Regions from separate parts of the Homo sapiens genome. Here region 2 is linked to region 1. The links are chromatin contacts, found by Hi-C or POLR2A ChIA-PET in ENCODE. All regions are on one chromosome and are shown on one strand. The core of a region is the stretch at or near the end of the contact, and the rest is flanking DNA. Distances in the headings are between cores, read along the strand shown. Region 1 holds the start of LAT2 (linker for activation of T cells family member 2). Region 2 overlaps GTF2IRD1 (GTF2I repeat domain containing 1).

Region 1 (3,422 bases), core at 285-2,784:
CTTGCAGTGAGCCAAGATTGCACCACTGCACTCCCAGCCTGGGAGACAGAGCAAGACTGTCTCCAAAAAATAAAAAATAAATAAAAAATAAAAAATTAGCCAGGTGTGGTAGCACGTGCCTGTAGTCCCCAGCTACTTGGAAGGGTAAGGCAGGAGAACTGCTTGAACCTGGGAGGTGGAGGTTGCAGTGAGCCGAGATCACGCCACTGCACTCCAGCCTGGACAACAGAGTGAGACTCCGTTTAAAAAAATTCTGTGCTCTCTCTCTGTCTCTGTCTCCCTTTGTGTCTCTGTCTCGCTCTCACTTTCACTCTCCCATCCAGGTTCTGAAAGCAGGTGGGCTGAGGTGGAGGGAGCGGAGGGTGGACCCTCTGAGGCCCCCAGGGGCCGGCAGGGCTGGGCGGGGTGGGGAGTGGGGGCTGCCACAGACCACGGTTCTGCAGAGGCCAAAATAGCACTAAAGGGAAGTGGGCAGTTTTCATATGAACAACGATTGCCAAGAGCTGGCTTCGGGGAAGTTCTCGGGGCTGGGCTGGAGGAGCTACAGTGTCTGAATCCCGCCTGGAAGGACGCTCGAGACCACCCTGCCGGTTCTCCCAGCCTTCTCCGAGCTGAGCTGTGGTTGGGGACACTGGGGTTGGGGAGGGGGCAGCCTGGCTTGAAGCCCTGGATGGCTTTATCCACTGGACTCTGCTCTGGGGTCTGTTGGTTTTTTCATTTAGTTTTTAATTATATTTTTTTATTTTTATTTTTTAAAGAGATGGGAGTCTCACTATGTTGCTCAGGCTGGTCTCCAGCTCCTGACTTCAAATGATCCTCCCGCCTTGGCCTCCCCAAATGCTGGGATTACAGGTTGAGCCACCGTGCCCGGCTGGTCCTGTTGCTTTTTCCAAATAACTCTGGGCTTCAAATGAGCCTAGCTGGGAGGGAGAGAGGGAGGCGGGCGGGTGCAGGAGGGGCCTGAGCAGCCCTGGTCCCAGGGACAGAGTTGAGGGCCAGGTAGGGGGCTGGGCAGGGAGGCAGTGGGGGTTCTTCACCTGACCTGGGGCAAGACCTGGGCCCTGGCCTGTAATCCCACCGTTTTCCCCTGACCTGTGTAGGGGGTTACAGTCCCATTTCACGGATGAGGAAACCGAGGCTCCCAGGCCAGGGCAGCCACTGTTTTGGCTCTCGGCCACTTACTTCACCAGTCTCTGGCAATGATGGGACCACCCTGGGATGTCCCAAGGCTACACAGGCTGGACAGGGGAAGGCGAGGGCAAGAGAGTGGCCAGAAGCCCAGAAACAAACTGACCCCTGAAGTGCCACAGAGCCTGGTGCCAGGGTGAGAGTGGGGCTGCGGGAGGGGGCGCCAGGCATCCAGGCCTCTTCCCACCCCACCCAGTGGGGCCAGGAGCTCCTGGGGGATGGGGGACAGCCTGAGGACTGAGGCACCCCTGGGAAAGGCTTACCTGAGAGTCCAGGGTTCCTCACCACGGCCGCCCCATCCTGAGCCCGCACACCTGCCCAAGCTGATGCCAACACCACTGACACTGGCGGGCGGGCAGGGCGGGCTTCCTGCCAGCCACTGAATCATCCGTACATCCGCCGCACTGCCGGACAGGCTCAGCTATGAAGAGGGCGGTGGGGGGAAGGGAGGGGAGACGGGGGAAGGAGGCGGGAGAGAGAGAGAGAAGAGAAACAAAGTGAGAGGGAGAAAGAGAAGAAAGAGAGATAGGACCGGGCGAGGTGGCTCACACCTGTAATCCAAAAACTTTGGGAGGCCGAGGCGGGTGGATCACGTAAGGTCAAGAGTTTAAGACCAGCCTGGCCAACATGGTGAAACCCCGTCTCTATTAAAAATACAAAATTAGCTGGGCATGGTGGCATGTGTCTGTAATTCCAGCTACTCGGGAGGCTGAGGCAGGAGAATCGTTTGAACCTCAGAAGCAGAGGTTGCAGTGAGCCGAGATCGCACCACTGCACTCCAGCCTGGGTGACAGAGGGAGACTCCGTCTCAAAAAACAGAAAGAAAAAGAGAGAGACACAGCAGAGAGACACAAGAGAACAGGAAAATATGGACACACACTAAACACACACATAAACACAAAAAGTCACACAGAGAGGAAGAGAGATACACTCCAATAGACAGGGAGCAAGATAATGAAACTGAGGTGCTCCTGCAGATGGCAGATATGGAGACACACATACGCTAAAAAGACACACACAGGCAGAAATTCACACCCATGGGCCGGGCGCGGTGGCTCATGCCTGTAATCCCAGCACTTTGGGAGGCCAAGGCAGGCAGGTCATGAAGTCAGGGGTTCAAAACCAGCCTGACCAACATGGTGAAACCCCATATCTACCAAAAATACAAAAATTATCTGGGTGTGGTGGCGGGTGCCTGTAATCCCAGCTACTCGGGAGGCTGAGGCAGGAGAATTGCTTGAACCCAGGAGGTGGAGGTTGCAGTGAGCCAAGATAGCGCCACTGCACTCCAGCCTGGGTGACAGAGCAAGACTTCATCTCAAAAAAAAAAAAAAAAAGAAGAAGACACACACAGGCAGAAATTCATACCCATGGGCCAGGCACGGTGGCTCATGCCTGTAATCCCAACACTTTGGGAGGCTGAAGCAGGAGAATCACCTGAGGTCTGGAGTTCAAGACCAGCCTGGCCAACATGGTGAAACCCCATCTCTACAAAAAATTTAAAAATTAGCTGGGCATGAGATGGACCAAGACACACACAGAGAGACACACAGAAAGATACAGAGAGCCACAGACTGTCAGAGACACACACAGATGGGGAGAGAGCAAGAAACAGGGAGATAGAGGCCAGGTGCAGTGGCTTGCACCTGCAATCCTAACATTTTTGGAGGCTGAGGCAGGAGGATCGCTTGAGAACAGGAATTTGAGACCAGCCTGGACAACAGAACGAGACCCCATCTCTAAAAAAATTTTTTTAATTAGCTGGGTGTGGTGGCACACACCTGTAGTCCCAGTGTTTTGGGAGGCCAAAACGGGAGGATTTCTTGAGCCCAAGAGTTGGAGGCTGCAGTGAGCCGTGACTCTGCCACTGCACTCCAGCCTGGGGGACAGCAAGACCCTGTCTGTCTGTAAAAACAATAAATAGGCCGGGCGTGGTGGCTCACATCTGTAATCCCAGCACTTTGGGAGGCCAAGGCAGGTGGATCACCTTATTTAGGTCGGGAGTTTGAGACCAGCCTGGCCAAAATGGTGAAACCCCATCTCTACTAAAAATACAAAAATTTGCCGGGTGTGATGGTGGGTGCCTGTAATCCCAGCTACTTGGGAGGCTGAGGCAGGAGAATCACTTGAGCCCAGAAGGCGGAGTTTGCAGTGAGCCAAGATCGTGCCACTGCACTACAGCCTGGACAACAGAGCGAGACTCCATCTCAAAAAAACAAAACAAAAACAAAAAA
Region 2 (3,397 bases), core at 299-2,798, 260 kb before region 1:
CACATACATGTGCATATACACACCCATGCATGCACACAAGCATGTGTGTCTAAATAGCCCAGAGGCGGATCACCTGAGGACAGGAGTTCAAGACCAGTCTGGTCCAACATGGTGAAACCCCGTCTCTACTAAAAATACAAAAATTAGCCGGGAGCAGTGGCGGGCGCCTGTAATCCCAGCTACTCAGGAGACTGAGGCAGGAGAATCGCTTGAAACCAGGAGTCAGAGGTTGCAGTGAGTCGAGATCAAACCACTGCACTCCAGCCTGGGTGACAGAGCGAGATTCTGACTCAAAAAATAAAAATAAAAAATTAAATACAAAATAAAATACAAAAATTAGCTAGGTGTGGTAGTGCATGCCTGTAATCCCAGCTACTCGGGAAGCTGAGGCAGGCAAATCGCTTGAACCTGGGAGGTGGAGGTTGCAGTGAGCCAAGATCACGCCACTGCACTCCAGCCTGGGCGACAGAGCAAGACTCTATCTCAACAACAAAACAAAATAAATAAATAAATAAATAGCCCAGAGGATTAACTGTTCTGGCACTCCACACTTGTGCTGTCTGCACACATCAGCTGCCTTTCCTGGAGGGAAACGCTCCAAATTGGGCTGTACTCGGCTCAGAGAGACAAGCTGCCCCCACTGCCATCGCCACTGCCCTCCAGATGCCTCTGAACGCCACAGCCAGGCCGGCAGAAGCAGCTCCTGGGATGGGTAGAGGAGCGCCAACGAGAGCTGGGATTGAAGGATGGAGAGGGGCCGGGCATGGGGGCTCACCCCTGTAATCCCAGCATTTTGGGAGGCTGAGGCGGGTGGATCACTTGAGGTCAGGAGTTTGAGACCAGCCTGGCCAACATGATGAAACCCCATCTCTACTAAAAATACAAAAACTAGCCGGGTGTGTTGGCAGGTGCATGTGGTCCCAGCTACTGGGGAGGGCTAAGGCAGAATTGCTTTAACCCATGAGGCGGAGGTTGCAGTGAGCCGAGATCATGCCACTGCACTCCAGCCTGGGCAATGGAGCGAGACCCTGTCTCCAAAAAAAAAAAAAAAGAAAGAAAAAGGGTGGAGGAGGCCCCCACCCTTCATGGGCCCCCACCCCGAGCTTGCTTCTAATTCACTTGACAAGGTTGCACAGGATGCCCACTCCGCAACAGGCAGGGTGCTAAGGTCAGGGATGCGGAGGACAACATGATGATGGGGCCGTGACCCACTGGAAGTCACACTCTGTCTGTGAAGGTGACAGACAAGCACGAGGGCAATTATAGTCTTGTTTGTGATGCGGGCTGTGGCTGGGGACACAGACAAGAGGCACCTAACGTGACCTGGAGAGGGAGATGAGGTCAGGGAAGCTTTGCAGAGAGGAGTGACAACCCAGCTGAGACCTGCAACGAGAAATCAGCCCAGGGACACAGCCGGGGAGCATTACGCACGCTCTAGGGGAGAGGCAGCAGCGTTCCAGGAAGCGAGACGGAGCACAGTACGTTTTAGAAACGATGAGGCTCATCGTGGCTGGCACAGAGAGACACAGGCAGGGCCTGGCCATGCCTAGTCTGTAGCTTTTCCAGGAGCCACGGGAACCCCTGAGCTGCCTGGGAGTGAGGCCATCAGATACAGATCTTTACCTGGAGCCAATGCAGCAGCCCCACCGTCACGTCCTGTCTCTGGCCCTACGCTTCTGTCCAAATCACCGTCCTCCAGGGCCATGCAGAAAGCCACTTCTGCAGGCTGCCATCAAACACACCTGGGAGTGGCATTGTCTCCCGTCCCCTAAGCAGCCACAGGTAGCCCCCGCCCCAGAACAGGGCCTGGCCTCTAACAAGCGGGATGGCTGACTGTGACCTTGAGGGGCTAAGGGGTCGGCAGGCCAAGGGGACCAACCAGTTCTACCTTTGAGGTTTTCCCAGTTTGCAGAAGCAGAAACCGAGGCATGCTGTCCGGGTGCAGTGGCTCATGCCTATAATCCCAACACATTGGGAGGCCAAGGCGGGTGGATCACTTGAGGCCAGGAGTTCAAGACCAGCCTGGGCAACATGGTGAAACCCTGTCTCTACTAAAAATACAAAAAATTAGCCAGGCATGGTGGCGGGCGCCCGTGATCCCAGCTACTCGGGAGGCTGAGGCAGGAGACTCACTTGAACCCAGGAGGTAGAGGTTGCAGTGAGCCGAGATCCTGCCACTGCACTCCAGCCTGGGCAACAGAGGAAGACTCTGTCTCAAAAAAAATAAATAAATTGAGGCATGCCACACCCCACACCCCACACCCCACGGACAGAGGGGGTGTGTCCCAGACAGGCAGAAAATAAGAACAGATCTTGGAATGATGGGGTCCAAGGTTCACTGTCTGGGGGAGTGGGGCTCCCACAGGGCCAGCTTCTGGGGTCATCACGTGACAAGCTGACAAAGTGTTCTTCACTGAGATGGCAGCTAGCTCCCCGCAACTGAATACACTGATTTTCCCAAGAACCTGGCAATACTATATAAGAAAACTATCCTTGTTTTTTCAGATGAGGCTCAGAGAGGTACAGTCACTTGCCTGTGGTCACACAGCAGCTCAGCAGTCAGGCTGGGATTTGAACCTAGGTGTGTCTGGCTTCAAAGACCCTGATGGTTCCACTGCACCCTGCTGTGAAGTGAGGGAGCCCTGGCCTCTGACCCAGGGCCACCAAGAGCATCTCTCCTTTGGATATGCTGAGAAGAGAATATCTCAGGGAGCTGGTGGCCCGGGGCAGGTGGGGAGGTGGACCAGGATCAAAGAGGGAGGATGTGGTTTGCCCACCTGCCCAGAGGGCTGCACCCACAGCTGGCAGCCAGGGTGTGCCCTGGGAGCAGAGGTAACCACCTCCTTCCCCAAAGCCCTGCCTCTCCCCACCTGGCCTCACTGCAAGAAGCGGCCATGCCTGAAAAACCAGCTCCTGGATAAACATGAGAGAAACATCAGACTGAGAGAGTCACAAGACCCCTTGGAGCTGCCAGGACCACCCTGGAGCCAGGTGGGTGGGCGGTGGGTCTTGTCTGCTGCAAGGAGCCACCCAGGAGCACCCAAGGGCCTTCCTTCCTGCACAGGGCTAACCTCTTTCCAGGCTACCCACCGAGTGCTGGCCCCAGGGTCCAGCCTTTGAGGACTTTGGGGAACCCGGTAGGGGTGGGAGGCAAGGGTGGGGTACAGGGGAAAGGTACTTGGGGCAACCTTCATTAGAGAGGGGCCACAACGATTTCACAAATAACAAATTAAATAACAAAGTAAAAACCAGCTGGGCGCGGTGGCTTGTGCTCATGTCTGTAATCCCAGCACTTTGGGAGGCTGAGGCAGGTGGATCACTCGAGGTCAGGGGTTCGAGACCAGCCTGGCCAACATGGCGAAACCCCGTCTCTACTAAAAACACAAAAATTAGCCGG

The links. Hi-C counts contacts between places; a loop is a spot of excess contacts on that map. ChIA-PET counts read pairs that join two places held with the same protein, here RNA polymerase II (POLR2A). Pooled maps may share reads with other maps.
Region 2: a loop to region 1 is called in a map of OCI-LY7, with 2.2 times the contacts of the local background. The contact joins the enhancer-like site here to the promoter of LAT2 in region 1. A Hi-C loop is called at or near these places in 1 of 168 maps with a recorded cell type or tissue (OCI-LY7) and 5 of 50 pooled maps. POLR2A ChIA-PET finds 5 or more read pairs at or near these places in 3 of 52 experiments (A549, A673 and HepG2).

What each region holds. Positions count from the first base shown.
Region 1 is chr7:74,208,118-74,211,539 of GRCh38, reverse strand. LAT2 (linker for activation of T cells family member 2) reads right to left here and starts at 1,534. Exons shown (of 14, transcript NM_032464.3): 1 at 1,452-1,534. RefSeq lists silencers at 411-500, 1,611-1,660 and enhancers at 601-720, 1,941-2,050.
Region 2 is chr7:74,464,607-74,468,003 of GRCh38, reverse strand. The region is part of intron 1 of GTF2IRD1 (GTF2I repeat domain containing 1); the gene reads right to left. Among named protein-coding and RNA genes, the nearest start is that of GTF2IRD1, 12 kb to the right of the region's middle. Within about 2 kb of position 1,548, at least 12 of the 41 ENCODE cell types and tissues checked have a DNase peak (open chromatin) inside an H3K27ac peak, as active enhancers do; they include OCI-LY7, where a contact is called at or near this core.